Regions from separate parts of the Homo sapiens genome. Here region 1 is linked to region 2. Evidence: read pairs that join two places in POLR2A ChIA-PET (ENCODE). Cell type or tissue: B cell. All regions are shown on one strand. Links, peaks and the distances in the headings refer to the core of each region. The heading gives the core; the rest is flanking DNA.

What was found. Peaks named below come from ENCODE experiments on the same cell type or tissue, not always from the same donor. Only the 100,000 strongest peaks of a DNase experiment are listed, where the experiment ranks them.
Region 1: POLR2A ChIA-PET joins it to region 2 with 10 read pairs; 7 of 35 experiments call an interaction of 5 or more read pairs at or near these places.

The regions. Positions count from the first base shown.
Region 1 is chr9:122,108,518-122,124,536 of GRCh38, reverse strand. It overlaps MIR4478 (microRNA 4478), which reads left to right and starts at 4,370; the gene lies at 4,370-4,455. In B cell, for the core only: no CTCF peak of the experiment used is centred there; no DNase peak of the experiment used is centred there; H3K27me3 peaks cover 101 bases.
Region 2 is chr9:122,329,772-122,345,790 of GRCh38, reverse strand. It overlaps MRRF (mitochondrial ribosome recycling factor), which reads right to left. Exons shown (of 7, transcript NM_138777.5): 7 at 14,454-16,019. Among named protein-coding and RNA genes, the nearest start is that of PTGS1, 33 kb to the left of the region's middle. RefSeq lists enhancers at 2,281-2,804, 8,112-8,715, 8,716-9,321. In B cell, for the core only: no CTCF peak of the experiment used is centred there; a DNase peak (open chromatin) is centred at 8,430; H3K27me3 peaks cover 1,339 bases.

The DNA.
Region 1 (16,019 bases), core at 2,916-10,915, 220 kb after region 2:
TATTAAGGAGATGGACTCGCCAGGCTTTGGTGAGGAATTGGCCATGGTGGGCATGGAGCCGGAAGATGAAGTTACCTTGGGGCATATCAGTGCTGACAAAGGGGCCTGGGGGAGAGATGATGAGTCTGATGTGGCTCTGAGAGCCTGAGAGCCTGAGAGCCAAGGGGATGTCTGGAGAGGATGTCTGGAGAGGTATCAGCCTAGAGCCTGAGAGCCAAGGGGATGTCTGGAGAGGTATCCAGGAGGCAGTTGAAATCAGGCCTGGAGATATTCACTTGGGAGTTGGAAGGTTACTGACAGGTGGTTGAAGGCAGTGCACAGCTGAGGCCACCCAGGAAAGGTCCTTGGAAGCCCTAAGCACCAAAGATATGGTGTTCACCTCACCCCCATGAGTCAAAAAGGAGTCTAAATTAAATTATAAAATGTAACACTTACATGCCTTACAAAACTCTTGGACTGGCACGGTGGCTCACACCTGTAATCCCAGCATTTTGGGAGGCCAAGATGGGCAGATTACCTGAGGTCAAGAGTTCGAGACCAGCCTGGCCAACATGGTGAAACCCCGTCTGTACTAAAAATACAAAAAGTTAGCCGAGCATAGTGGCGCATGCCTGTAATTCTAGCTACTCGGGGGGCTGAGGCAGGAGAATTGCTTGAACCTGGGAGGGAGAGGTTGCAGTGAGCCGAGATCACACCACTACACTCCAGCCTGAGCAACAGAGTGAGACTCCATCTCAAAAAACAAAAATAAAAATAAAAACAAAAAACGTTTGCAATCATCACATCCATGGGTTCACAGAAACACATTTTCCTCCTCATCTTCCTTGTTTGATGCTCCTGGTCTGATGGTGCCCTGAGGTGTCTACCTGCTTGCCGGCTAGGTGGCCCAGCTCCAAATCCAGGCAAAAACAAGAGGCTCAGGGGGCACCAACAGGCTGGGACCGAGGGGAACAAGATGCCCACAAAAGAGAGAAGGAACACCCAGGAAGACTGGAGGAAACCCAGGAGAGTGTGGCATCACTGGGGCCAAGGAAGGAGGGGGTTCCAAGAAAGAGGACATGATTAGTCATGTAGAAAACAAGAGGAGGCACGGAGATGAGGACTGAAGAGGGGGCCCGGATATGGCTGTGGGGCTGCCAGGCAGGCTCAGTAAAGCAAAGCTGGTCACCTCTCCACGTATCTCTGCTCAAGGGGGCCAGCCTTTGGTGGGGACACTCGGGTGCCCTTTGCCCTTGAGGATCCTCCGGACCTACAAACAAGGAGGGAGTAAGACCCTGGGGTAGGGTTGAGGCGAGCTGACCTCAGAAGGAGAAAAGGAGACCAAATATTTCAGTGGACTCAAGGCAGGGGGCGCCTCTGGGTGGCAGTCCCTCCTCTGACCACAAGGGGGCAGCATAAAAGCAGGTCCTGCGTGGGCTCAGGCTTCTGTAAGGAGTCGGCTTCCAGATGCTGTTTTCATCTGTGATGCGTCCTTGGGCTCTCTGGGCCTCAGTTTCTTTCTCCGCAAAATGGGGCAGTTGGACATCATATTCTCTTGGACCCTGTTGGGATCCCCTTCATTCTGCATCCCCTTACCGCCTTCCCAGCTCAATGTGACACCCCCCATCTGACCACAATAAGTGTGTTAAGTGAGTAAGGTCAATGGCACAGGTATAGCATGTGGTGAGAACACAGAATGCTAGCCCGAGGAGGCCTACAGGCGTGTGCAAGGTTAGCTGAGTGAGGACAGACCATCCCATGAGCTTGGGTTAAACCTGCCTGCAGCGACCGTCTGTGAAGGTGGCCTCTGCTTCCTCTTACGGGGAGTACTGGGGTGGGGGTGGGGCTGCCTCTGCCTCTTCTGTCTGCCCCCAGGGCAGAGCTCTGGCTCTTTGTGCAGGCTCCTTGTCCTGCCACTGTTTGCCCTCTCTGGGACATGTCAGCACCTGTGCCCTCTTTGGGCCTCAGGGCTCATCGAGACAAGGAGGGAAAGAGCATGAGAGTCTCCTCAGCACTGCTGGTCCTCAGGTCTCTGAGGCAGCCCCACCCTATCCTGGGATGCCTCCCAGTGCTGCCCTGTGGGTCTGCAGTCCTTTGGTGCCAGTTGGTGGGAGGGGCAATGTGAGGGTCACGACAGTTGATTCCTGGCTCTGGGCCGCCATCAGATCTTCAGAGGGGCTGGTGTGCTGGTGGCTGCTGGTGGCCTCAGCTGGGGACAAGGAGTCAGGGTTGGAGCCTCATTCCATGTCTGACAAAGTGTGGCTTTAGTTGATCACTGCTGGTGGGTGGCAGGGAAGCTGAAGCCAGGGCAGGAGCAAGAGGTGGCCTGGGGAGACAGTACCTCTGTGGAGGGCCCCTTCCCCTCAGAAGCTGGGCCAGCCCAGGGCAGCCGAGGACAGTGACACAGGAGAACACCCACGGGCCAGTTGTCCGGTGCCAGCTCCCCGGCTGTGTGATCTTGGGCAAGTGGGCAACCCTCTCTGAGCTATGGTAGGGAGACCTATCCAGAATTCAGGAAAGCATGTTATAGGCCCAGGGCAGTCCTGGTATTGGGGCAAAGAAGGGCAGGCAACCCTGGGTCACCGACTTGTCCTAGGGGTCCAGTCCCCGGGATTTGGCCTCTTGGAGCCCACTGGGTGGGTGTCTAGGGGAAACTGAAGATGGATCTGACTCAGTTGGGTCCTGGTACCAGCATTTTGGCTTGGGAGTGGGAAAGGGTAATAAAGGACTCTACAGTCACAAGAGCTTGGCCGCTGCCTGGACAGGCAGCCTATGCAAGTCCCCTCCTATCTCTGAGCTGCCATTTCTTTATCTTTCTGAGTTCCACCTGGGGCAGGACCTTCAGCTTCCCAAGTCTCACCAGACCATCGCCTCCCGGGTGCCAGGCTGAGTTGGCTCTCAGGCCCTCTCTTTCCCAGGCGGGCCTCGGGTGGTGCCAGGTGCCGCAGGAGCTTCCGGTTGGTGCAGGGAGCTGGCTGGCGTGGGCTGTCTGAGGGCAACTGTCTCGGTGCTTAGCTGAGGCCTCATCGAGTGGCACCTGTGGCCCGGGCCAGCTGGGATGGGAAAGGGTGGTCTGGCCTCCACCTGCTCAGCTCACTTGCCCTCTAGCCACTCTCACTTGAGCCTCAGCCTCCTGTATCTGCTGCTGCTGCTGGAGCCCAAGGGGCTGGGGCCATGGCTGGGTGCCCCAAAGACAGGAGAGAAGGAGGTGCTGGGGCTTTGCGCCCTGGAGGGGACAGCTAGAGACTCATCAGGCAGGAAGTATCTCCTCTTCTTGATTCTGATCCTTCACCCACCTATGTCAGCCTCACACCTGTACCTGTACACCTGTGGGGCAGCCTTCCCCACCTGTGGTTTTCCCCACTTCTGGAGCCCTAGAAGAATATGTAGAGCAGGCTTGGGGTGTGGCCCCATGGAGCACCCCCAAACTGCCTCTGGTCCCCAGGCTCCGGCTTGTGCTGTCCCTTCCCGCTGTCTGGATTTTGGCCTGTCTGTGGGACCTTGAGGAGCCTGGAGCCTGGAGCTGCCAGCTCGTCTGGGCCCTCCAGGCTCCAGGATCTCTGGAGGCCATGGGTGGGGCTGGTGCTGGCCTTGTTGGTGTTGCTCCTGCTGGAGTAGTGGTGCCCTCTGGCATCTGTGCCTTCCACGGCAGGTCACTGGTGCCATTTGCCATGTGCAGTGGGTGCTGGAGTCTAAGCTCGTGGAAAACTTCCAAGGCCTGGGCTATGGTCCTCATGGCCGTGCGGCCTGCCTTGACACACACAGAAGGGACACATGCACTAGTGTGCGTTCAGGGGACACGTGAACACACCCCTCATATTCAGACAGGTGTAAACAGCTCAGCCACACAAGTGCTGAGCTCCAGCAGACTCACGCACGCAGCCACACATATAGACAAGGTACAGGTGTAGCCAGTGTGTGAACATTGATAAGTCTGTCAAGGCAGATATGTGCACAGTCCAGAACACAAGACGGGTAGAAAGGCAGACCTACAAATGTGCACAGATCCCTGCCAACAAACATGCATATCCATACATGCACATATGCATACACAAGCTGTCATGGGCACACTTACAGGGGAACATGCCTTACTCAGAGCACAGAGCATTTCTCCAGCCCTCCCTGCATCCACTGCAAATGGGGACACATGTCCTATCCCTCAGCAGGCAGGGAAGGGCTGGGGGAGGGAACTTCACCTTTTCTTAGACCCATGGCAATGGAAAGTGGGCACCATCTTGGGTGATGTAGCCAAATGTCTCCTGTTCTGGGAGTCTCGGCACACATAGAAGATTCTGGAGAGGAGGGGGAGGTGCAAGGCATGATCCACTTCAAGCAGCCACCAAGCCCAGTGGGAGCTGGGTCTCTGGGCTTAGCAAGACAAGAGCCCAGGGGCCGAGGCTGAGCTGAGGAGCCTCCAAACCTGTAGACAGGGTCATGCAGTACTAGGGGCGAGCCTCATCCCCTGCAGCCCTGGCCTCTGCAGGGACAAGGGAGAGGAGAGGGTACGTCTGCAGGAGGGATTGTGGATTCAGCCTCCCATGTAGGATATGAAGCGACTCAGGCTGGGAGCAATCAGAGATCCCTGGGTTTGTCATGGCGCTGGGGTCTCCTTAGGACATCAGAGCCAGCTGTTACCTGCAGGGAAACCATCCAGATATATTTAGATACACACATACTTAGCATTGCATTACAATTGCTGACAGTATTCAGCACAGTACCATGCTGTACAGGTTTATAGTGTAGGAGCAATAGGCTATGCCATGTGGCCTAGTTGTGCAGTAGGCTACACCATCTAGGTTCATGTAAGTTTGCCCACCAAAATTGCCCGGTGACACATTTCTCAGAATGTATCCCCATCTTTTTTTTTTTTTTTTTTTTGAGATGGAGTCTCACTCTGTCGTCCAGGCTGGAGTGCAGTGGCACGATCTCGGCTCACTGCAACCTCCGCCTCCCGGGTTCAAACAATTCTTCTGCCTCAGCTTCCTGAGCAGCTGGGATTACAATCACGTGCCACCACACCCAGCTAATTTTTGTATTTTTAGTAGAGATGGGGTTTCGCTATGTTGGCCAGGCTCATCTCGAACTACTGACCTCAGGTGATCCGCCCACCTCGGCCTTCCAAAGTGCTGGGATTACAGGCATGAGCCACTGTGCCCGGTCGTATCCCCATCATTAAGTAACGCATGACTGTGTTCATAAGGTTGTGCAACCGGTTCCACTATGGCGCTCCAGAACATTTTTGTGACCCCACAAGAAACCCTGTGGCCATGAGATGTCACTCCCCATTCCGTCAGCCTCTGCAACCACTAATTCACTGTTCGTCTCCATGGATTTTCGTATTCTGGGCATTTGGTAGGAATGGAATTAGACATTATGTGGCCTTCCGTGTCTGGCTTCTTTCACTTAGCATAATGTTTTCAGGGCCCTGTGCCTCTGGTTTATAAGTGAGGACACTGGCCCAGACAGAGGGAGTGACTGTCCAAAGTCACATAGCAGCCAGGAGTCAGGCCCCTACACAGTGTTGGCTTTTTTAGGACCTCAGCCTTGGTCCCTGGGGTTGTGGGCTGTGGACAATGGAAGAGGTCACACTTCATCTAAAGGGGCAGCTATTACTCAGCTCTGCCTGGGACAGAATCCAGGGGCAGCACTGCCTAATACTAAACACTGTAAATAATGATACAAACGGCCAGGCACGGTGGCTCAAGCCTGTAGTTCCAGCTACTTGGGAGGCTGAGGCAGGAGGATCACTTGAGCTCAGGAGGTCAAGGCTGCAGTGAGCCATGATTGTGCCACTGCACTCCAGTCTGGGTGACAGAGAAAGACCCTGTCTCAAAAAAAAAAAAAAAGTTACAAATAACACCAGCTAACATTTTGCATGCTTCTTTTGTGCCTGGTGCTGTTCTAAAGAAGTGCTGTATAGGCACTTTCTTATTTAATCTCCATGACAATCTTGGTGAAAGTGCTGTTATTATCCCCGTTATGCAGACGAAGGAAGCAGAGCACAGAGAGGTTAAGTAACTCAGCCAAGGACACACAGCAAGCTAGTGGCAGAGTTAGGATTGGAACCCAGGTAGTCTGACTCCAGAGCCCCTGCTCTTACCCACCTATACAGATGCATTCCTTCTTCCAGATTTGTAAAGGAAGGCAGTAATACAGATTTTAATGTGAAACCTCATAAGTTTAAATGTTTCCAAGTGTCGACAACTTATGACAATTGTTTTTTGACACCGTACAGGCTGCAGGGCCTAAGCCTGGAAAGTTTCGTTTAATACAAAGGGAGAGGGCCCTCACCTTTGGTTTCTTCCTCAGCATCACTGCCATTCTGTCCAATACCACTTGGTCATCTTCTCCCTGACATTTCTTGCAGAGGCAGAGAGAGCCTGACATTGGGCACCCAGGTCCCGCTGAGGGTCGTGCTATAGCAGACAGCCCCATGGCCTGGTGCTGGCCTTGTGCCTGGCAGTGTGACTCTGGGCCAGTCCCTTCCCCTCCCTCAGTCATTCTTTTCTCCTCTGCAACCTGGGCGGGGAAATTTCTCATGGGATTAAATGTGATAACTGGCACAGACTAGTCATTCAATAGCCATGGTTTTTTTTTTTTTTTTTTTTGAGACAGGGGTCTCACTATGTTGCCCAGGCTGGTCTCGAACTCCTGGCCTCAAGTGGTCCTCCACCCTTGGCCTCCCAAAGCTCTGGGATTACAGGCATCAGCCACTGTGCCTGACTGCCATAACCATTAGCTGACCCAGAAACAACGGGAGATACAACCTGTTGTATCTGCATAAAGGGCCAACATTTGGGTTGCAGAGGTTTGTTGAGACTAATAATACCATTTATTGAGCACTGAGATAATTCCAGATACAGTGCACATTACATGCATTGCCTCATTCAGTCCTGAACTTTTTAAGCCCTGGAGGCCAGCCATTAAGGTTATGGGCCTAAGGTTTGAGCTAGGCGGCTGATATGGTTTGGGTGTGTCCCCACCAAATCTCATCTTGAATTGTAGTTCCCATAATCCCCACATGTTGTGGGAGGGGCCCGGTGGGAGGTAATTTAATCACGGGGGTGGTTACCCTCATGCTGTTCTCATGATAGTGAGTGAGTTCTCACGAGATCTGATGGGAGGGACTTTCCCACCTTGTGCTCAGCACTTCTCCTTCCTGCCATCATGTGAAGAAGGATGTGTTTGCTTCCCCTTCCATCATCGTTGTAAGTTTCCTGAGGCCTCCCCAGCCATGCTGAACTGTGAGTCAATTAAACCTCTTTCCTTTATAAATTACCCGGTCTCGGGCAGTCCTTTATAGCAGCGTGAGAACGGACTAATACAGCAGCCTTCTTAGCTGTCAGACCTTGGAGAATTACTCAGCTTCTGAGTGTCTTTATTTCCTTCCCCAGAATATGGGGAGAATAATACCCACCTTTAGGGCAGCAGCAATGATACAATGAATTTAAACTTAAAACATGTGTAGCACTTAGAACAATTTCTCACATTCAGTAAACACTGCAAGTTAGCTTTTGTCCTTATCACAATTAATTCCCATTTTACTGATGGAGAAACTGAGGTCAAAGAAAAATAAGCGACTTGTCCAAGGCAGTGGTTCTCAACAAGGGTGATTGTACTCCTGGGGGGCCATTTGTCAATGTCTGGAGACATTGTGGTTGTCACATCTCAGGGGTGCTGCAGGGATGCTGCTGAATACCCTCCCGTGCACGGGACACCCCTGCAGCACAGATGTTTCTAACCCAGAATGTCCTGGTGTTGACGTTGAGAAGCCCTGATCTAAGGTAACGCAACCAAAAAGTGACATAATCAGGGTTTGAACCCAAGCTAGGGGCTCCAACCTTGCACTCTACCGCCCTTGTCATCTCCCTCCAGGGTGAGTCCTGGGCAAGGCCAGCACTGTCTGTCTGGGGCTGAGTGCCAGCTTCTGGAAGGCCAGGACTGGGGTAGTCACAAATCCTCAGCGTAAGTCCTCACTCACACGCATCGCTTCTGCACACAGGGGCTTCGGTGAGGCAGGAGGTGGGTATTTAGGATTGATGTTACCAGAGGGCAGACTGTGGGGAGTCCAGGTCTCACAGCCCAGCATGTCAGAGCTGCAAGCATCAGAGAGACCATCCGGTTCTCATGGGACAATGGAGAAACAGAGCTCCAAAAGAAGGTCACACAACCCAAGGTCAGCCAAGATTGAAACCCAGCTTTGGAACCCTGCCCCAGACCTTCCCCTAAAGCCCCTTCCCTTTCTACAGTGACCAGCAGGTACCAGGAAGCAGAGATTCATGGAATGCATGAGGTAACCTACCCCATTGTTGGCAAACCCCACCCCCTCTACCATGTATCTCAAACCCAGTCATGTGGAGAGAGCTTTGCACAGCAAGAGTGATGCTTTTCCCGCAGGCCCATTGACTCAGGGCCTCTGTGTGGGGCGTGAGTGGCTCTGAAGGGGCTGCTGGCTAAATGGTAGCCCTGGGGTCACTGGTTGGACAGCTGGCAGGGAGAAGATGCCTTCCTCCCGTAAGCAGCCTGGGCCACAAGCCCCAGAGAGCTGGCAGAGGAAAATTGGCCTGGCATGGTGCTTCTGTCCTGGGCTGGCTGGTGGGAGGGCTGCAGACAGACCCCGCAGGGTTCGGTGGGCTTATCTGTCCAAGCGCTGAGTGCCTCCTCTGTGCAGCCCCAGGAACAGGGAGCTCACAGTCTGATGGAGACAGACCAGGAAGCAAGCCTGAGGGACTGGGGTTATGCAAGGGGACAGCCAGGGTTTGGGGAGCACAGAGCTGAGAACAACTCACGTTTTCCTGAGGAGAGGCCACTGGAGCTGGCTTGAGGGGCAAGAAGTGGCAGTGGAGCAGAAACACCAACTGGAAGGAACGGCAAATGCTGAGACAAGAGCCAGGAGAGGGCGGAGCATGTTTGGGGCAGCAGAAGTCTATTATGGCTGCACAGAAGGTGGGCAGCTGGAGAGGCAGGTGCTGAAGAAGGCTCCAGTGAGCAAGTGTGGGCTTATTTTAAAGGAGGTGGGAGCCACAGGAGGTTCTTGAGCAGGAATAAGCAGGTCAGAAGCTCATCCTGTGATGGAGCAGGCTAGGATGGGTGGGAGGCACCAGCCCCAGGCCAGCAGGGCAGCGAGGAGGCTGGCACCGCACATCGGGCTGGGAGGATGAACCCTGACCCAGGGCAAGGGCAGGAAGAGGGGAGCTGAGTTCATAGGATGTACGACTCAAGGCCGCAGCAGGGGAGGATAGGAGCCTAGAGTGCTTCTCTATCAGGCACATGGTGGCTGTGCAGAAAATGGTCATATCCAGAATGGAGTGCTCTCTGCTCTCACCAAGACCTGGCCTCTGCAGCAGAGGGGGCGAGGGGTCCATCCTCCCCCAAACTTCAGAGGCCAGGAACCATGGCCAGGACTGGGGTAGGGGTTTGGAACATTTTGGAGAAAATGGTGGTTTTCCAATCACTAGACTCAGGCAGTCTCTGCTTTTTTGGCTGAACAGAAGGTGACAATAATGAGAAGAGAAAGAATAAGAGAGAAACAGAATCTGAGGCGGAAACAAAGACAGAGACAGACACAGACACACTGGGCAACACAGTGAGAAAGACAAGTTGCTCAAAACATTCTAGAGCACACCGAGACAGAAAGACACAAAGACAGAAAGAGACGTAGAGAGAGGGAGAGGCACACAGACAGAGATACACAGACAGAGATGCAGACAAGGATGCAGATGGAGACTCTGCTGAGAGAGGCAGAGACTGGGCTGCTGTTTGGCCACTCCTCCAGCCAAGGATGCTAACCCTGCCGGGACCTCTGCATCGGGAGTATGTTGGTGGGTGGTGACGGGGACTGCTGTCTCCTCTCTGTGTTGTGCTGAGCTAGCCTGTGCCTCCTTAGGTACCTCTTCCCCATCAGGACCCTCTCTGTCCAGGACAGCCCCACTGAGATTTGAAAATGGAGATATCCATTGAATGCCCTGTCTTTTCAACTGCAAATTTATTGAGCACCTACTGTTTGTTAACCTCTATGCCAACTTTGTCTCCTTAAGCCTTCCAAATAACCTTGGTCAGGAACTTGAGACTCAGAGAGGTTAGGCTGCTCACCTGAGGCCACACAGCAAGTTCATCCTGAGATAAAACTCAAACTCACATCTGGCTGACAATCCAGGGATTTTTTTTTTTTTTTTTTTTTAAGACAAGGTCTTGCTCTGTCACCCAGGCTGGAGTGCAATGGCACAATCTTGGCTCACTGCAGCCTCGACCTCCCAGGCTCATGTGATCCTCCCATCTCAGCCTCCTAAGTAGCTGGGACTACGGGCATACATCACCATGCCTGGCTAATTTTATTTTCTGTAGAGAAGGGGTTTCACCATATTGCCCAGGTTGGTCTCGAACTCCTGGGCTTAAACAATTCACCCACCTCACCCTCCCAAAGTGCTGGGATTATAGGCATGAACCACCATGCCAGGTGTGATCCAAGGATTTTTTTTTTCTATTGCTCCACTGCCCCATGGATTTAAATGCCTCTGCCTCAGAATGCTTTGGTTTGTCTCAGTATTTTTAGGTGTTTTTCTCCTCTCCCATTTCCCAGGTTTAGTTGGAAAGGGGGGGAACATGGAGGGGTTAGGAGTAGGTGTCTGAGGTCGAGGGGCCTCCTGTGCCTTCCAAATTGTGCCTGGATCCTTCCACGGAAGCCTGGCAGCTTCTCCAGGCGCCCCCTCCCTCCCTGCAATCCCCTGGCCTCTTAAGAAGCTGGAGGAACAATTGCTAATCAGCTTCTGAGAGAGACAGGAATGAATGGAGGAGCCAACAACGAGCCTCAATTACTGGCAGCTGGTCCCCTCCCCATGCGGCAGAGCCTGGCTCCTAGCTCTCCTCAATTCCAGTTCTTCCTTCCTCTGCCTGATTCCTTCACATCCTGATGGAGCCACAGGGGTTGAGAGTTGACTTCTTAGGCCCCCTTCCTTCACTCATCTCCCCATAGTGAGGTCTCCAGAATGCAAATCACATTCTCATCTCTGAGCTTTTGGATACCCTACTCCTTCAGCATGGACAGCCCTCCTCTATCTGGCAAACTCCTACCCATCTTGCAAAGACCGGCTTCCATGTCACCTCCTCTGTGAAGCCCTCCTGTCAGAGGTGTTTGAACCAGAGCAACTCCATCTTGAGTAGGGGCTACGTGAAATGAGGCTGAGACCTATTGGGCTGTATTCCCAGATGATTAAGGCATTCTAAGTTACAGGATGAGATAGGAGGTCGGCACAAGATACAGGTCATAAAGACCTTGCTGATAAAAGAGCTTGCAGTAAAGAAGCCAGCTGAAACCCACCAAAACCAAGATGGCAACAAGAGTGACCTCTGGTCCTCCTCACTGCTACACTCCCACCAGCGCCATGACAGTTTACAAATGCCATGGCAACGGCAGGAAGTTACCTAATATGGCCTAAAAAAGGGAGGCATGAATAATCCACCCCTTGTTTAGCATATCATCAAGAAATAACCATAAAAATGGGCAACCAGCAGCCCTTGGGGCTGCTCTATCTCTGGAGTAGTCATTCTTTATTCCTTTACTTTCCTAATAGACTTGCTTTCACTTTACGAACCCTCCCTGAATTCTTTCTTGCGTGAGAGCCAAGAACCCTCTCTTGGGGTCTGGATTGGGGCCCCTTTCCTGTAACACTCCTAGACCTTTCCCACTCTTTCCAGGGAAACTTCCCTCCCTGGGCTCTCATAGCCATGTCCACACTGTAACACTCATGGCATGTTGTGCCCAGGACAGGGCATGGCCATACAGGCGGTCAGCATGGCAGCATGACGTTATGGGAAGAGCACTGGGCCTGGAGCTTAGTGAGTTCCAGCTGTGGCTCTCACTTGGAGTTGGGCAAATTGCTAGCTTGTGCTGCTTCTCCATCCTGACCCACCTCTATCTGGCTACCATCCCCTTGTCCTCCAGGTCTCCGACCCTCCCCAAAGTCCACCTTCCCAGGGTTCCCTTTCCTCTCGTCTGCTCTTTAGGAATGACTCACTCAGGGTCCCTGGGCTCCCTCTGGGCGGTGGTCCTGAGTGCATGGTCACTGCTGCATCTCCAGCACATGGGGACAGATGAATGACTGAATGGAACGTTGAATGCCTCATTTGTTAACTGGGGATAGTAATAATTCTGCCCTCCCAGGGCAGCTGTGGGTACGATCAAAGTTTGCTTTTTGCTGACTCTCAGTACACGCACTCTAACTATGCTTGTAAATGTTTATTGAGGGGAACTGAATTCCCCCAAGGCTGTTCTAATGGGATTCCCTCAGGCAGAACACCTGGAGAGTTCCCCAAAGGAGCAGCCTGCATGTCAGGATGGGAGGAGGGGAAGGATGGGGAGGTGATGAAGGCCCCAAGATCCAGAGAGAGCAGGCTGGGACAACCCAGAACTCCAGACTGAGCCCCGAATTACAGCTGCTGCGGATGATCAGAACAGGGGAGATGGAGGGCCCTGGCAAGTGGCAGCTCCCACCCACACCAGGCCAGGAGACAGGCCGGACTGGGGCCTCTGTGCTGTTTGGGCACCCGGTGCCTCCCCCAGCATGGCCCTGGCTCTTCTCCTGGTGTCCTCTGTCTTTCCCAGTAACTCCCTGACCACAGGGCCTGGTATTCTGGCTCGTCCAGCAGAAAACCCTGCCCATGGCGGGCAGCCAGCAAAGGTTCCTGAGTTGACTGGGTGGAGGACTGGCCAAGAAGGATGGAGACCCCAAAACCTGGGCAAGGGGAGGGGCCGCTTGGCTGGGACAGAAAGGACAGGGTAGGGATGATAGAGTCTGTCTCAGGGTAGCCCCTGGCCTAGGGGTGCTGCCGCCAAGAGGGGTCTCCCCCACAATCCGAAATGCCTCTGACAATCAAAGCACAATGCGAAGCGGGAATCAGAAACCAATAGTATTCCTAACAGTCATTATAATAAAAATGTGTGTGTCAGCAATTGACATTTGCAGGACACTTTGTGTTTTATTTCCATTTCCTCCCTTGATAAAAACTACTCAAGGTAGGCATGGTTGGTCCTATTTAACAGGTGAAAGAACTGAGGCTGGGGGAGGGTAGGGAAGGGTTGTGATGGGGAAGCAGAGAGGAGGCCCTCACCCAGGGGCCCCAATCCCTTTGCCAGGCCTGGACCACAGCCCACTGGCCAGAGGTTCCCCCTCCCTGAATTCTGTTCAGCTTCCTCGGCAGCTGTGGTCTGGGGTTCAGCCTGGAATATCGTTTTTTTTTTTTTCATGGGGGCTCAGGCACTTTCCTCTGAGTCATTCTATGGACTGCAGCCAGAGGATGGCACCGGCGGTGGGCCAGGGTGCCAGGTGGGCCAGGGTGGGAGATGTAGCCTGTGGAATCAGACTGACCGAATTTGAACTCAGGCCCTGCTGCTAACTGGGCCAGCTTGGGCAGGTCGTGGAACCCAGCCAAGGCTCAGGTCTCTCACCTGCTGGGGACCACAACGGGGCCCCCTCATCCCCTTGCCCAGGCTGCTCCCTTCGTCAGGAATGCCCTTCCTGCCTTGCCCACCTGGGTATGAGCTCAGATGCCAGTCCTGTGGGCTGCTTTTTCCAACCTTCACTTAAAAGTGTTCTCTCCCTCCCTCCCAGGTGTCCCAGGAGCCTGAACATCCTGTCCTCAGCATGGTTACTGTGTGTCAGGCACTGTGCTGGGCTCGGAGCAGGAACCAGTGCCCTGTTTCATGGAGCTCACTCTCATGCCAATGTGGGAGGCTGTTCAAATGCCATGTCAAGTGTGATGAGGACAACAAGAAGGCCCAGGGTGCTGGGAGATCTACTCTGGGGTTCAGGGTTGGCCTCCCTGAGGAGGGGACTTTGGAGCAGAGACCTGGAGGATGATGGAGTTGGCCAGGGAGGATGATGGAGTTGGCAAGGGAGGATGATGGAGTTGGCCAGGGAGGATGATGGAGTTGGCCAGGGAGGATGATGGAGTTGGCAAGGGAGGATGATGGAGTTGGCCAGGGAGGATGATGGAGTTGGCCAGGAAGAGGAAGCTTTGGGTGTCATGACCTTGAGGAGAGAAGCCAGCATGTGGGAGGAAGTGGTGCTTGGAGCAATGGCTGGGAAATGGAATGTGAGGATGGGGTTTGAAGAGGGTGGGGGAGCAGATCATCCAGGGCCCATGGGCCACCTTAAGGTATTTCTGGGGGCCAGGGTTGTGACCAACTGAACTTGGGGTCCTCAAAGCACAAGCCGTTTGAAGATTGAAAGCAGGTGGCAGCTCCAGGGCCGGGCAGCGGGGCATACATAGATGTGGGGTGGGGGGGTTGCAGCCTGGCCAGCCACCTTGGCTGCCACGGGTCAGGTCGGGTGATCCTGAAACCCCCAGACCCAGTCGTCCAGGACCCCAGCTGAGAGGAATCCCAGGTTATACCGTGCCCTGGGAGGGAGGCTCCTAGCTGGCCAGGGGCCCTTCAGAAAACAGAGGCTGAAGCTTGGAAGGGCAGGTGGAGCAGAGCTGGTGGCAGCAGAGTGGGTTCCGGGCAGATGGCACTGGGCAGAGCTGCAGAACAGCTGGCCGGGCCCCGCTCATTCTTATTTTCTCTGGGCGAGGCAGATACAGTCCCTGCTCCCATGACTGGCTTGTCAAGCAGTGGCCTAGTTTCTCTATGGTAGAATGGCGATGGTCTCAGTGCCCACCTCACAGCACTGAGCGAAGGGTCAATGTCAATGAGGTGGAGCACGTCACACTACCACAGCACCCGGTGACCAGGAGGTGCTCAAAAAGCATCCCCTGTTGCTTCAAACTGGGTCTGCTCTCAGAGCTCATGGCCTCTTGGGGGAGCCTGTCCTGCCATGAATAAACCTAAGACCAGGGTCAGAGAAAGGGATGCAGGAGTTCAAAGGAGGGAGCATCATTGTGGCTCAGGCAGACATAGGGAGAGAAAAGGAGGTGCAGTCAGGGTAGGCTTCCTGGAGGTGGTGTCCTTGAAGCCCATCCTTGCAGGATGGATAAGACTCCCAGAGGCAGACATTGGTGGAGGCAGCCCAGGAGAATGGAAGTGTGATGCTTGGGGGTCAGTGTGGGCAAGAGGATTTGTCTGTGTCCAAGTGCCTGGCTCAAGTCTGTGCTTGCTGAATGCAACAGAGGCCTGGGATGCTGGGAGGAACCTGAAAGGTCTCTCCTGCTGCCTCACCTTGACCTCCAAATAGATTTGACCCTCATGTTAGAACCAGAAATGGGATGAGGTCAGGGGAGTGGAGAAAGTGAGAGGCATTAGCAGACACAGGCCCCTATGTCACTGGTATCCCCCGTGCAGAGGGCTCCTCTGCAAGCCCCGCCCACACTCCATGGGGAGTGACAGGTGGGCAATAGCATGGGGCTGGTTAGAAACCCCAGCCCTCAAGCACCTTTCCCTGGGGACCAGGCCAAAGCCAGGCCCAGGAAGCCAGTGGCCAGCTGTCTCTATTCACTTGTTGGGGACGTGTCCTGAACTGGTTTGGGGTGGTTTTCTTGGAAAGGCTGTATTTTTGAGGTGGTGGTGGTGGGTTGTTGCTGACCTGGCCTATCTTTTTGGGACTCTGGGACTGGGTATCCCTGAAGGTGGTGGTGCTGGGGGATTAGTCAATTCCCCCTGCCTGAGGGCAGCCTGCCTGAGGCAGGGCCAGGTGGGACAGGCCTTGGTTGCTATGCAGTTCCTCGCTGGACCTCTTCCTCCTGGTGCAAACACGGGGCCTTCACCCCTGGGGTGCCCAAGCTGTCCCCTCACCAGGCTTCCTCCCTCGCATGCCAGTGCCCTCCAGCTGTGTTCCTCTTGCCGGCCTCTGTTGCCTCCTGGCCAGTACACCCTGCCACCTCCCTGCCCCACCCTGCACAGGTACCTGGCTCCCAGATTCAGGGGAAGAGAGGATCGGTGGTAGCATGCAGCCTGAGGCCCTCACCAGGGGTGGGGTCTGGGGATGGGGGGTGCCCAGCTGATCTGCTCTGGCCTTCCTGACTCCTTCCCCCTTTCTCCTCGCTCCCTCCCGGGACACCTGGCCTTTTAAGATTCTTCCTGGCCTTGAGCTGAATATGCATCCCCA
Region 2 (16,019 bases), core at 4,071-12,070:
CCACCTGGCCTACATCTGATCTCTCTCTATGGCATCTGCATCTATAATATGTATCACTTCTGTGCACACAAGTGTCCTGCTGTGTGCCATGTGCACATTTATGCCTGCACCCTAGATGTATACATACGCAGACCCCGGGTAGACCATATGTGTATCACAACCCTCAAGTATGTGCTTGTCTAATTTCATAAGCCACATGTCAATATAGTACATCCAAAGACATCATAATACATGGATTTACATGCCTTGTGTTCATCATGTAAAATATATCGTATATTCATATACCCAAATACATGTGTCATAAACCTTGTGTAAATGTATGTCTATACACACCACACAAACACAGCTACACATCTCTCTGTCACAAATATACTACATGCCCATTTCCCACACATTCTTGTAGCTGTTTTATATGTCCCATATCTATGTGCAAATAATAGCAATAACATTTACCGAGTGATTACTATGTGCCATATGCACTGCTGGGTGGATGACCTCATTCAATCCTTCGGACAGGCCTATGCAACAGGTCCTATTCATTTAGCCTGGCTGCTAAAAGTTCACACCACAGTCAGATCACCTGAGTTTGAATCCTGGCTTCACCATTATCTAACCTGTGGCAAGCTTGTTTCCCCATCTGTAAAATGGGGCCGATAGTAGTACCTCCTTTTTTGAGTTGTTGGGAAGTCAATGAGATCATCATGCATGAGAAGCGTATAGTACAGTGCCACACATAGACTGAGTGCTCAGTAAATGTTAGCTGTGATTATTAGTATCTGTGTTACAGATGAGAAGTCAGGCTCAGAGGGGTTAAATGACTTCCCTAAGGTCAACCTGTAAATGGAGGAGGCAGTTCAGCATTCCACAGTACTGTATCTGGAGCTCATGCCCCCCAATCACACAATGGGGACAAATACACACACACACACACACACACACACACACACACACACACACACACACACACATCAGGCACATTCCCTGTAGACTCCAAATGCTCATATCATTAACACATGCCTCACATAGTTCCCCTGTACCTATCACACAGACATAAATTCGTTGAGCATCTATAGTTTTGTTTGTTTGTTTGTTTATTTGATGTCCAACTTTTTTTTTTTTTTTTTTTTTGAGACGAAGTTTCACTCTTGTTGCCCAGGCTGGAGCGCCATGGCGTGATCTCAGCTCACTGCAACCTCCACCTCCCAGGTTCAAGCGATTCTCCTGCCTCAGCTTCCCGAGTAGCTGGGACTATAGGTGCCCGCCACCATGCCCGGCTAATTTTTGTATTTTTAGTAGAGACGGGGTTTCGCCATGTTGGCCAGCCTGGTCTTGAACTCCTGACCTCAGGTGATCCACCCTCATCAGCCTCCCAAAGTGTTAGGATTACAGGCGTGAGCCACTGTGCCCGGCCCGACTTCCAACTTTTATTTTAAGTTCAGAGGTATATGTACAGGATGTGCGGGTTTGTTACATAAGTAAACGTGTGCCACGGTGATTTGCTGCACAGATCATCCCATCACCTAGGTATTAAGCCCAGCATCCATCAGCTATTCTTCCTGATGCTCTCCCTCCTCCCACCTTCCACCCTCCAACAGGCCCCAGTGTATGTTGTTCCTCCCCCATCTGTCCGTGTGTTCTCATCATTCAGCTCTCACTGTAAGTGAGAACATGCGGTATTTAGTTTTCTGTTCCTGCGTTTGTTTGCTGAAGATAACGGATTCTAGTCATTGAGCATCTATATAATCAACAGCTATCCACCATGTGCCAGGCTAGATGCTGGGGTACAGCGGTCAGCTTCTTGCTTTCATGGCACTTACCAGCACACACCACTGTGAACACATACCACATGTAACCTGCATACATGTGGCCCTGCTGTGTGCACATTTCCCATTTGTAGCGTCATGAACATACAGCCCATAGGCACGAACCACTCACTTGCCCCCTTGATGGATCAGCCCAGCCTGGACAACATAGGAAGACCTCATCTTTGCAAAAATAAAAAGAATTAGCTGGGCACGGTGGTGCCCACCTGTAGTCCCAGCTACTCAGGAGGCTGAGATGGGAGGATCGCCTGAGCCCAGGGGGTCCAGGCTGCAGTGAGCCATGATTGCACCGCTGCACTTCAGCCTGGGTGACAGAGTAAGACCCTGTCTCAGAAAAAAGTCAAAAAAAAAAAAAAAAAGGTGGATCACCTGCACATAATCCATGTAGACACATCTCCTATTATTTACCCACACCCAGTATATTCATACCACTTGTACCTGCAACCCACACATACAATCCAAAGTAGAGTGTGCACACAACAAATGTAGATGTACCATATACACATCTGCTCATGTTCATTCACCCTCTGCCAGCATGCACACTTTCCTTAAGGCATTTACCTATAACCTGTGTGCATACACGTAGCCGGTATGTGTGACTGGTGTACCTGTTCCCCTATCTACCCCACACGGGCAGCTTGGGAGGCCCAGGCGGGCTCCCCTGGGTGGGTCTGATGTGAGGGTGGGGGGGTCAAAGAGGCAGAACCTGGACCCCCATCACAGGGGAGAGAAGGTGGCCCTTGGCTTCACGGCTGGTGGCCAGGAAATTATAGTCGACACCAAACCAAAGCGGCCTCTTCTAGGGCCAGGTAATCAGGCCTCTCCCGGATTTGGTGTGACAGCTTAAATGTTCTAATTCCGCTGCCAGGGCCCCCACTCCCCAACTCCGGCCGTGGCCCAGGCCTCGGCCCTCTGAGGTAATTAGACCCACGTTTTCATTACCCTGAGATTAGACAGGTCCCCTCCGGCTGGGGGACGCCCACAGCTGCACGGGAACCATCCCCCGCACGAATGCATTTACCTGATTATGGAGTTTATTTTATATCAATTGCCCCAGAGTGTTGGAGGCCCGCTTTGCCCTACCCCCTGCTCCCCGGGCCCCAGAGGCCTCTAACAACCCCGGACAAGTGGTTTCTGCCTAATGTACGGATGCTGCCTCCTCCAGGCCCTGCAATTCTGGAGGCCCCACTGACCCCCTGCATGGACTGGGTCCCCTGTTTTAAAATCACTTAAGGAATCTGAGGGGGATGAGAGTTAGAAAGGGCAGGAGGAAAGCATTCCAGGAATTTTCTCCTGCGGTACATGTGGAGGTAGGGATGGAAGATTCCTTTAGGGATCTTCCTTCCAAAGCTGTGTTTCATTTATTCATCCAATGAATGCTATTCAGTCCCTGAGCTAAACGCAACACCACTGATGGGTGAGAATGTTCATTCATTCAGCACCAACTGTGTGCCACAGAAGAATATGCACATGGCCCCGGCATTCCTGGAGACCACAGTCTGGAGGAGGGAGGTAGGCAATAGTCATTGCAGGTGACTTTTGCTTAGATGAGGGCGGTGAGATTTGCAGGCTGACACAGAGTGGAGAAAGGAAGTTTAGGGAAGGGGGTGCGTTTCAGGCAGAAAATACAGCAAGTGAAACAGCCTCCAGAGAAAGAGGGTCTGATGTGACTGAGGAATTGACAAAAGAATGAATATAAAGTTTAGGGTGTGAGGGGCAGTGGTAACACCTGAGAATCAAGCTTTGCAGGACACCAACCATAAAGGGCCTCAAATGCCATGCTAAATTGTTTGCACTTTATCCTGAGGACATGGGAGCCATGAGAAGGCTTTGAGCAAGGGAGGAAGCCATTGTCTACCATTTATGTCTCAAGTCCTCACTATGTGCCAGGCATGGTTCTGAATGCCTTGTGTATAGGAACTCATCTTATCCCCTCATCAGCCCCATGCGTGAGCAAATACTCCAGGCTCATCATCCCTTAACCACAAGATTGAAATTCAAAAAGCTTCAGTGACCAAAAAGGTTTTCCACAGGTCTGATGCCACATCTGACCTGGACTAAGGAGAGGCTATTTTGGGTCTTCATTTCACTACCTGATACGAATATTTATATGTTTTTGGGAAAAAACATGAATTTAATTATAAGAAATGCCCTAGATCCCACTGGGAGGTCACGCAGCACACAGGATACGTTTTGCGTTAGACTTTAGAATAAGAAGAACTCTGAAACTCATCTAACTTTACAGGTTTTAGAGAAGGGACTCTGGACTTAGAATCTTTATGTTACAGATGAGGAAACTGTCATAGAGTGGGTTAAGTACCCTACTCCAGACCACACAGCAGTACAGATTCAGACAATATAGATCCAGACTGTATTGGCTTTGGAGTCTGCAGCACACACCCTCTCTGTTGGCGTCCAGGCCTGGCCCAGAGTTTCAGGGGCCCCTGGGGATGGGAGAAGGAGCCAGCACTGCTCAGCACTTGCTCTGAACCTGGCCCTGTACGGACCCTGCTGGCCCTTGACTGTCAGCTGCACCCAGCTGTGGGCATTTCTACCCCCATTTTGGAGGTGGGGAAAGCAAGGATCAGAAAGGGGCATAAGCTTGGCCAAAGTTCTGCAGCAAGTGGGTAGCAGGCCAGGCGTGGTGGCTCACACCTGTAATCCCAGCACTTTGGGAGGCTGAGGTGGGCAGAACACTTGAGGTCAGGAGTTCGAGACCAGTCTGGCCAACATGGTGAAACCCCATCCTTCTAAAAATACAAAAATTAGCCAGGTGTGGTGGTGTGTGCCTGTAATCCCAGCTACTCCAGAGGCTGAGGCAGGAGAATCCCTTGAACCCGGGTTGGGAGGTGGGGGGCGGAGGTTGCAGTGAGCGGAGAGCATGCCACTGCACTCCAGCCTGGGTGACAGAGCAAGACTCTGTCTCAAAAAAAAAAAAAAAAAGAGATGATAGGGTAGCAGAACTGGGAATGGGGCCCAGGTCTGGAGTCACCAGAATCCTGATCTTCTTGCTTTTCTGGGGACCAGCAGATGAGGCACAAGCTGGGCCTGGTGGGGCTACGGAAGTAGACCCCAGTCAAAAGCAGATCTTGGTCAAGAACCCCAGCCCCAGGCTGCAGGCAGCACAGCTACTGTACTCCAGGCCCTGGGTGACAGCCCCCACCCCACCTCCATCCCCACCAGGCCTGCCTCAGCCTCACTCCTGGGCTGCCCCTCTGCCTCTGTGTCCAGCGCCCTCCAGAAAGCCTGCCCTGATTCCCCCAAGCCAAGCTTCCATCTTCCTCATACTCAGGCACTCTGCTTATGCCTTCTGTACTCCCCTTCATTAACTCAAAGTGTGTTTAAGCCATTTCACTCACATGGCCTCACCTGCCCAGGGATGTGGGGGTCCTCCCTTCGGAAGGTCAAGTGGTGCCAAGGGACTGAGCACAAGCTCTGGAGCCAGAATAGACCAGGATTCAAATCCTAGCTGGGATCATTATTAGCAGTGTGATTCAGGAAAATCACTTTACTTCTCTAGATCTCAATTTCCTGAACTGTAAAGCGAAAACAATAGTAATAGCATCTCCCTCAGCGGCTGCTGTGAAGATTAAATGAGGCAATGCTTGTCAGATGCCCCAGCACGAGGCCTCTACTCACGGAAGCTGCTGCCTTAATCACTTTTAGCTGCCCGGTTCATTGTTGACTCTCAGTAAGTTCTGATCATTCCTTTTGCTGCTACGAGGGATGCTCAATTTTAAAAAGAAAAAGGAAAAAAGCCTCTGAGCCTGGCTCTTCACACTGCCAGGATGTGGCCCTTGCCACTTCTGCCTCATGTCCTGAGACTTTCTTTTGGGACCCCTGACTCTGCATTTGTACTTCACGTGCTCATGGTTCCCTGTCCCCTCTCCAGGGTTTCTTACCTCCTGCCTCTGCCTGTACCATTCTGGACACCTGGCACTCCTTCTCCATGCCCCATTTATGCATGTCTCAATTCTATGATTCACTCATATTTACTCATTCATTTATTCATAACAAATGTTTTATTAAGTCTACTTTGTGCCCAGCTCTCTACTAGCTACTTTCACATAAGATAATCTTCTTGACAGCCTTGCAGGGGAAGGAGTATTGTCTGCATTTTATAGAGGAAGAAACTGGGCTCAGAGAGGTTCAGTCACTTGCCCGAGATGACACAGCTAGCACGTGGCAGAGCTGGGATTTGTCGTGGTCCTATCAGTCTCCAGAGCTCAGCTATTTCCTCTCCATCCTGCAGGTGCGCAGGTTGGAAAGCAGGCGTGGTAGGGGAAGGCAGCCCTTTGTGCCTGGGTGGGAGAGAGGGGAGTAGGGAAAGGTGAGGCAAGGTAGATTCATTCTGCCAGGAGAACCTGGGGGAGGGGAGGCAGGAAGGGAGCTTCTTTGGGGGCAGCTGGCCGCAGACAGCAGCAGGTTTGTCTAGGATGATCCCAGTCGGCTTGAAGAGTCAGTGGGAGTCCTCTTGAACCCTCCCCACCCAACTCCAGCCCCCTCTTCCAGCCTGAGTGAGAATAGGTCTGTGATGAAAGAGAGCTGGCTGCTTCCCAGCCGTCCTTCCCTCGTCCTGGGAGGGAAGGACAGATGACCCAGTGCAGGTCACTGTAGGAAGGCTCCAAAGAGTTCAGAAATGAGCCGCTCCCCAACCTCCTCCTTCCAGGGCCACAGCTCTAAAGGAAGCAGTCCTGGGGATCTCAACTCTGCCAATCCCAGACAGAGGCCAGCTCTGGGCAACACGTGACCTGACAGCAAAGGAGCAGATGTGGCCTGGCAAAGGGAACAGACAACCAGACCCAGGGAGATGAGGAGATGGACAGGGAGGCAAGGGAAGGGATGGGGGAGGAAGGGACAAGGAGACATACAGGGAGATGGAGACAGGGAAACAGGAGAGAAATGTACACAGAGATGCAAGCAGAAAGAGCCTAGGGAAGCTGAGCGAAAGCAGAAGCAGAGGTATAGGCATGGGCAATGACTGGATGAGTGGGGGCGTCCATTCAACCAGGAAAGAAGACATCTTCCTGACTGCACACAGGACAGAATGATGAGGGAATGGTCCCCAGGGGCAGCCAGAGGAACAAGAAAGTGGCCCCCAGCCTGCATCAGGAGACTCTCACTTCAATGCTGTGTGACTTTTTACCCAGACCTCCCCTCTCCAGACTTCAGTAGTCCCACCAGCCACACAGGAGCCCTCTGCTTCAATTCAGATTCCTGCATCTCTACAAGCCCCGTCTAGGGAGCCGAGGGCAGTGACAGGAAAGAACCTGAGCCCGGAGCGGTGGCTGCACAGGCGTGTCTCGTTCCTGACCATGGCTGGCTATGACCCCAGCCACTTCCAGGTTCCCTTGTGTCCATGATGGCAGTAGCTTGGGTCCCTGAATTTTTGTGCATCCACATGTCTCTCTCTGCATCCTGTCAGGTCTGTGTTTACGTTTGAAGGTTTTATAAAGAAGCTGCCCAAAGGAAGTGAGGTTTGCAAAGTGCAGACCGTCGTCTTGGCTCTAATGCTTAGCGTGTGGGATGCTCAGCTGTTAGCCCTGGGTCCTCTTCCTCCCCACACCTCCCTCCAGCCTTGTGCCTAGTGTTGAGTCCAGGCCCGGACTATGAATCGTGACAGCCACCAGAAGCATTTGGAGGACAGACCAGGATAGGAGGCTGGAGGATGGCTTCTGGGAATGGAAGCTGCAGGAATCGAGAAGACCAGCCCTAGGAAGGTGACCCAGGAGAGCACAGTCACCAGCTGCTGACCTCAGGGGCTACAACGGGGCAAAGGAGCAGAGGTGGGCTGGGCCCAGAGCGCACAGTCAGGGCTGGGGAGGGTGGCTTCAGGAGTCATAGAAAGCACCTTCTCGCTATGGAACTGTGGGAGGCGGAAGAGGGTCCTTGCAGGGAAGGAGTTTCTCATTCCCAGGGAGGAGAAGTTGCCAAACCACTGGACAGAGGTGTCGTAGAGAGGATTCAAGCATCAGATAAGGGATGGATTAGGAGACTTCTGAGGCCCAATTCTGAGAATATCCTGGCCCTCCACCCAATAAAGCAATAGAGAAATCCAGAAAATGATGCCGGAGACAACTGCCTCAGGCTCCAAAATTTCCCACCTGCCTCGGGCTGGCTTTTGTCTCTTACTGGTTGCCCACACGGCCACAGCTTAAGCCCTCCAGAGGGAGTAATGACAGTGATTATGATCATAACAGCAGCAGCAAATACACAGCAGGAATGCACTGCTATAGCCCCACCAGTTGTTAAAAGATTGAAACATGTCCACACCAGTTGTTAAATAGCCACTGCTCCAAGCATCTTGAGCACACCCTCCCCTGCCAGCCCAGCTGCCAGGGCCTTAACTTCACATTCCAGTCTCTGCCCAGAGAGAGAGCCTGTCCTACTCGGAGCATCCCTGTGCTTCAGTTCACCTGGAGAACACTATCCTGAATGGGGTGCCCAGCCTTGGCCACAGAGGCTGCCCACTGCAGGGTGCCCCCTCCTCCAAGGCCCCTCTCCCAAAGCCTGAGCAATCAAGGCTGCTGCCTCCCTGGGCTGGTGCAAGTGCCCGCCTCCTCCCGGCCCCTCTCCTCGGCTGCAAACCCAGCTCATTTGCATGTGGATCGCGCCTGCCACCATGGGTGCTGGGGTCAATTGAAACTCAAGAAAAGAGAAGAAATTTATGCAAAACTGTTGATTGCATTTGTATGTAATGAAATCATCCAATATTCATCTGACTATAGAATCTAATCTGAGAAGAGAACTGAAGGACATGAGTGTCACTGCAAAACCGTAATGAGCCACTGTAGTGATTAAAAAAGCTCTTGAGCCTTCTGAAAATCCAGGCAGAAATAGCGTCTAATCAACTCTGAATATAGGAGGCGAGATTGGGCTGGCGCGTTGCGCACGGCCCGCCGCGGTGCTGGGGGTGCGTGGTAAACCCTGGCGGCCGCGGTCTGTGGGTGCCAATCGCCCGGCACCCACCACAATCAGCCGAGCCCTCGGCGCACAAAGCAATCTCTGCCTCTCGCCATGCAGAAAGAGCCCAATCACAGCTGTTGTGAAGAGCAGCTTGAGGCTTCTGCACCGGCCTCAAAAGCCTCACCTAAGGCCTCTTCTGGGTTCCTTGCTCCAACCGAGAGGCAGGAAGAGTTTGGGGACCTGGGCCTGCCATACCTGGACACACCTGTGGCCCAGACAGCCCCAGGCAGGGGAGGGTCTGTGTCTCGCAGAAGCCCTCGCTCATCACTGAAATGTCACCTCCTCTGTGAGGCATTCCCTGACTGCCCCATCTAAACTGACAACCCCCACCCCCTCACCACCACCCTCCCAATTCTTTAACTCCTGCTTTGTTTTCCTTCACAGCACTCAGCTATGCCTGGCACTAAGTTATTTCTCTATGGATTTAATGCCTGCCTCTCCCAAGTAGACCGTGAGCTCCACAAAGGCAGGGACTTTGTGATGGTTTGTTTACCCTGTGGAGTGTGGAGAACCATGCCTGGCACTTAGTAGGTGCTCAACAAGTATCTACCAAGATGCTTAAATATTTGTTGAATGGCTACATCAGTTTCACTAGGAAGCCACATGTATTTATTTGTGCATTCAGCAAATACTTGTTGAGTGTACAGTGTGTGTCAGGCTTCATCCTGGGGACTGAGCGTGCAGTGTGAATGAGACAGTTCTTGCCTTCTCAGAGCTCACAGTTGGGGCAGGAGACAGATGCGAAAGTCGTTACATATAATCAGATGGGATAGTGCGGTGCTGGGGGCAGACCAGAGGCTCTCAGAGCTGCTAAACCCAATCTGGGGAGGTCAGGGAAGGCTGCCCGGAGGGAGTGACATTGGGTTGAGAGCTAACGGACATATAGAAGTTAGCAAGGCCAGTAGGGCCTGGAATGTCCCAGGCAGAGGGAACACCACGTGCAAAGTCCCTGAAGTGACAGCCACCGGTGGGGAGCTGAGAGACGCCAGAGCAAGGAGAGGCTGGGGTGAGATGGGGTCAGAGAGATGGTCAAGCCTTGCAGTTAAGACCTTGGGTTAAGAATTTTGGATTTTTTCCTGGAGGTCATAGGGAGCCTCTGAAGGCTAGTGGCCTGATTTGCGTTTGAAGAATTTACCCTCTGGAGAAAACGGATCAGAGGGCCAGGCATGAAGAACAGAGAGACTGGTTAGGAGGCTATTCAGTCATCCAGGTAAGGGGGAGCCACTGAATGTTTTTGAGCAGGATGTTATAGCAAAGGCTGTGTTTTTGTTGTTGTTGTTATTGTTTGTTTTGTTTTTTGAGACAGAGTTTTCGCTTGTTGCCAGGCTGGAGTGCAATGACACAATCTCAGCTCACCGCTACCTCTGCCTCCCGGGTTCAAGTGATTCTCCTGCCTCAGCCTCCTGAGTAGCTGGGATTACAGGCATGGGCCACCAGGTGCAGCTAATTTTGTATTTTTAGAAGAGATGGGGTTTCTCCATGTTGGTCAGGCCGGTCTCAAACTCCTGACCTCGGGTGATCGGCCCGCCTCGGCCTCCCAAAGTGCTGGGATTACAGACATGAGCCACCGCGCCCTACCTAGGCTGTGTTTTAAGGTTATTAATCTGACGGCAAGAGATAGAGGAGAGGAAGGGAAGTGAGGTAGAAGCCAGAAATCAGCCTGGCAGTCCATTCATTCATTCATTCATTTGTGTATTCCTCATTCAACAGACATCTCTGTGTGAAAGCTGCCCTTCTCCACATTGTAATTTATAGTTTCCAATCTGCTCTGGGTTTTGATACCAAGTTACCTATTATTAACACAGGTTCTAAAGCTGTAGTCAGTCAGTTCTGAGACTCCAACGGACTCTGTGGATCATGAGGCTGCTTATTTTGGCATGGACTTTCTGACATCAAAGTGTTCTTGTGAGTCATTTGCCCTGTTTAGGCCTTAAATTCCTCATCACTACAAAGAGGGCGCCAAACTAGATTATCTCTAAGACCCTTCTCTGCTCCCCAAACCCTGCAATTTTTTGCCCCATGAAGGCTTAAAGACATCTCAAACCCCGGCAGCTTAAAAATCCCAAAGTGCGGTCTGACCTGCAGTCTGTTAGACTCCACTGGGCAGCCAAAGGAGCAGGGAGGAAATCAGGAAATCTGGGTTCAAGTCCCAGCTCTGCTATTCACTGACTGTGTCGTCAGTGGATGAGTTCTTCCCCTCTCTGTGCTTCAGTATCCCACTTGTAAAACATGGAGCTGTCTAGAAGTGGGAAGAGCTATAGCAGACCCAAGACACATCCACCTCCTAACAGGTCAGATGGGAGTCCCAGTTCCAACACTCACTGCATCTGTGACTTTAGCAAGGCACTTAGCCTTTCTGAGCCCGTTTGCTAAAAATCTAAGCCCAAAGGGCTGTTGTGGGAATGAAGTTAGATAATGTGGCTTAGGGGCCAAGCATCGCGTAAATGCTCCATGAGTAGTGGCTGCCTGGATGGGTGGGCTGGGACTGATGTCCTTTCTCCTTCCTTCTCTACAATGGCTCCATTTTAACCAGCAACTGGGATTCACTGGGGGCTGGAGAATTAGTTTTTTTTTTTTTTTGGAGATGGAGTCTCACTCTGTCAATCAGGGTGCAGTGCACTGGCGTGATCCCGGCTCACTGCAACCTCCGCCTCCCGGGTTCAAGCGACTCTCCTGCCTCAGTCTCCTGAGTAGCTGGGATTACAGGCACCCACTACCATGCCCATATTTTACATCCATCCATGGAAACCCCACTCTTCAGCAGGTAAGTAAACGCAGTACATCTATATGGTGCAGTGGTCAGCTGGGGCCATGTTTCAACAAGAATAGGGCCCTCAACACATGATGGGCAGTGGAAGAAGCAAGCAGAGTCCTATTACAGCATGATGCTATTTATACAAACTGGAATTACACAGACACAAAGCAATTCCTTTAAAAATGATGCCTAAAATGTTTAAAAGGGCAGGAGGAATTTAGAGGGATTTCTATTTTTAGTAGAGATGGGGTTTTGCCATGTTGGCCAGGCTGGTCTCAAACTCTTGACCTCAGATGATCCGCCCGCCTCTGGCTCCCAAAGTGCTGGGATTACAGGTGTGAGCCACTGTGCCTGGCCAACAATGGCTCCATTTTAACCAGCAGCTGGGATTCGCTGGGGGGTGCTGGAATTTGGGTCTATTTTTTAATCTGTAGCTTTGGGTGGAAGGGGTTATAATGCATCTCTAGCCCACTAGGATGGGTTGGGGAACGCTGCTAGCTAGAGGCCTTGTTAGCAATGTGGCCACAACCAACCAGCTAACAAGCAACAAAGCGATTCCTTGGCCACAGCAAACAAGACTTCCTCCTTCCTCCCTGAACATTTTTGAATAGCAGCTCCCCACTAGAGGTAGATCCTCATTCTAGAAGCCGTGCTTTGAATTTCAGGAGCTCCACCCTCCCACCTCCCCACATCGTAGTGGATTGTGGGTGTTGGAACCGAGAAATGGTCAGCACCTTCCTGGTTTGCCTCCTGCAGTAACAGGGTGGAAGACCTAGGCTCAGTCTCAGATACCTCTGTACTGGAAGTCCCTGCCCTTGAGGGCCTCCCATTCAATGGGGAAGACAGTCCATGAACATCACAAGGGGAACCGCGAGGGGGAAAGTGCTTAAGAGCCCTGAGAGTTTGGTACAAGGGGAAAAGGGAGACCGTGTCTGATTGGTGGATGCATTCCTGGAAGACTTCCTGCAGTCGGAGGTATTTGGGGTGGGTGTGGAGGATAGCTAGAATCTCTCTCTCTCTCTGGAAAAAAAAAAATTAAAAGTACAGGGGAAATAAAAACAGAAAACGAGGTTAACAACCACACCTATTTTCACAGCTCCAAATTAACATTATGTCAAGTTTTCATGTACATATCCATACACACACACACACACACACACACACACACACACGATGACTTCAGGGTATACTTTAAATCTTCCCCCCACTCCCCAGTGTCAATCACCGTTAGGAATTTAGCCAGTATCCCTCACAATCCCCCCTGCCCTTTTAAAACATTTTATAATGCAAAGTAGGCATCGTTTTTAAAGGAATTGCTTTGTGTCTGTGTAATTCCAGTTCGTATAAATAGCATCATGCTGTAATAGGACTCTGCTTGCTTCTTCCACTGCCCATCATGTGTTGAGGGCCCTATTCTTGTTGAAACATATGGCCCTGGCTGACCACTGCACCGTATGGATGTATCACGTTTACTTACCCTCTGAAGGGTGGGGTTTCCATGGATGGATGTAATAAGGGGAAGACATTCCAGGTAGAGAATGTGGCAGAAGCAAATGCATAGGGATAGAAAAGCAGGGGTCCAGGGCGGAGGGAGCACCGGGCATATTTGGAGGAGCAGGGGAGGTGCAGTTGGCACACTGGACATCTGGGTTGTGGGGGAAAAGGCCCCCCACTCAGAGCCACCACAAGTCCTCAATAATTCCACTTAACCACTTTCCAAGTCCTCCTCAGGGAGGCCTATGTTACTCTTTCCATTAATTGTCTCATTAATGACCCACTGAAGTCAAGTACCCATTGTTCTCTGGGCCTGGGGCAGCCTCCCTGGCTTTGCCCCTATGGGGATTTGTAAACGTCTTTCCTTCCCCTGCTTTCCTTTGGCAGGCATCCTTATCTAGTCCCTGCAGCCCCGGCAGGGCTGATGCGACACTTCCTCTACCCACGCCCTGTGCCAGAACCTGGGGCTGCCCAAAGCCACCAGGCCTGGCTCACCCTCCCTCTCCCCTACATCTCCAGCTGCCTCACTCCGTCTCCACCTATATGTGTGTCTGTCTTCTCCTCTCTGCTCCCCTCCCTTCTTTCTTTTTGTTTTTGTTTTAAGGAGCAAAAAGTTTAACAGGCAAGAAAGAAGGAAGAAGAAAACAGCTCCCCTGCATAGAGACGGAGGGAGGGGTGGGATTCGAACAAGTAGAAAACCCCCTCCCCTCCCTTCTTTCTAAACTGTTTCTTTTCCTGGTTTCTGTTGCCTTCTCTGTGTGTACTTCTCTGTCCTCCTCTGTGTCTGTCTCTATCTCAGTCTCTGTCTTAGTGGGTATCTCTTTTGGAGTATCTCTACAGATGATACTGTCTCTGACTCTCACTGTCCCTGTCTGTTTTCTGTCTCTGGGACTGTCTCCATCTCTCTTCCTGGGTGTCTCTCTGTGTCTTTGTCTCCATGTGCTGATCTCTGTGTTTGTATGTGTGCATGCGTGTGTGTTCCTATTTTTGTCTCTGATTCTGCCTCTATCTCCCTCCCTCTGTCCCTGTATCTCCCGTCTCTGTCTCTCTCCTCTCTCTGACTCACCTCCCCCAACCTGTCCCTCCTCCCTTGTGGGTCTCTCAACCCTTCTGATTGACTATTGTCCTGTTTCCAACCCCTGCCTCACTGCCACTGCTCACTCACCCAGGAGTCCCCGACACCCACACAGGTCAAACCACCTCCCTCCCTTGCTTCTCTCCCTAGTTACAGCTCCAGCTTCCCTTGGATGACAGCCTCGGGGACATCAGAACTAGGAGTAGGCGTGAGGTCCCATAGCTCCGAGACTTTGGGATTCATACATCTGTGAAGTTAAAAAACAGAATGAAAGGAACCCACAGAATGTGACCAATTATTTTTTCTAAATAAGGATTTCTAAAGAATCACCAACTTATCATTTTATAATAGAAAGGATATTTTAATGCCAAAAACAAAAGAGAAAGCTCTAAGAATAGGTAATAGTCCGTTAATTTAAATTAACACTTTTATAAAAACATTTGCTACATTACTTTTATTTTACTTATTTTGCCCCCGATGGGTGAAGATGTTAGGGATCAGCACAGGTTCTCTGGCCTCATTGGAAACCAGAGAACTTGCCCAAGCCTTTCCCACAGAGAAGTGGAGAGACCTTTTTTTGAGGGAAGAAAGGGCAAAACTGCGACAGGACCCAGAAGCTCTCACTGGCTACTTAGCACCTCACAAGTCCCTTTCCAGCCCCACTGGTCTCTTAGTGAAAATAATGTATGAGGCTGCCTAGTTGCGGGTCAGACAACAGACTCCCTGATGCCAAGTGTTCCTCTGTGTGGAGACAGAGTCTCGCTCTGTTGCCCATGCTGCAGTGCAGTGGTGCAATCTTGGCTCACTGCAACCTCTGCCTCCTGGGTTCAAGTGATTCTCCTGCTTCAGCCTCCGAAGTAGCTGGGATTACAGGCGCCCGCCACCACACCTGGCTAAATTTTTTATTTTTAGTAGAGATGGGGTTTCACCACGTTGGCCAGGCTGGTCCCGAACTCCTGACCTCAAGTGACTCGCCCACCTCAGCCACCCAAAGTGCTGAGATTCCAGGCATGAGCTACTGCACTAGGCCCTCTGTGTGTCTCTGGACATGTAACTTAACCACTGTCTGTGCTTCCTTCCTCACTTGTAGAATGAACAAAATAACAGCTAGCTCCTTGAGTTGCCTAAAATCTAGTAAAACTTGTTAGCCACTATTATTATCAGGAAGAGGAGGCCTGGGGAGTAGTGTCTTGGAAGAAGGGAGCTATTTGGATCAAGGCCTGAGCCAGGAAAGGAAGAGAATAGCAGGGACTTTTGCCCTGCCCTCCCCTAGGCAAGCTGTGAGCCTCGGTCAGGGGCAGCTAGCTCGCGGAGGAGCTGCTGTCTTTGGAGATTTAGGGGCTCTAGAGCCTAGCGAGGCTGCTTTGGAACTCAGGGATGCACGGCAAATGTGGGATGTGGGCAGAGACCTTCTCCCTTCCTCTTCAGGGCTTCCACCCAGCATGCTCAGACCCCCTCAGCCCAGCAACCAGCACTTTTGTCACAGACACTAACACTCCCAGTAGTGGAGGTAAATCTCCCTTAAGTGTCACTTGTGGCTGCAGATGCTAGCAAAGGGAAGCGCCGGTGGGAGGGGAGTACAGTAGATGCCAGTGGCCTTGGATGCCATGCGGTCCCTTAAGATGTCTAGAAACGCCTGAGGCCGACTTAGCAGATGAGGTTGAAGGTCCTGGGCAGGCAGGTGAGGATAATTAGAGAAACTCTGGGTTATTCATGTAAATGTGACGCCATTTGTATCAAGGCCTGGCAGGCCCCTTAGAATTAGACAAACATTTCCTCAACACCTGCTCTCGCCACATACTGTGCTAGTCAGAGAATGCACAGACTAAGACAGCAGGGGACTTTCTTGCCAGGAATTCACACAAGGCTTATCTAGGGTTAGCCATGTTCTGCCTCTGAGCCAAGT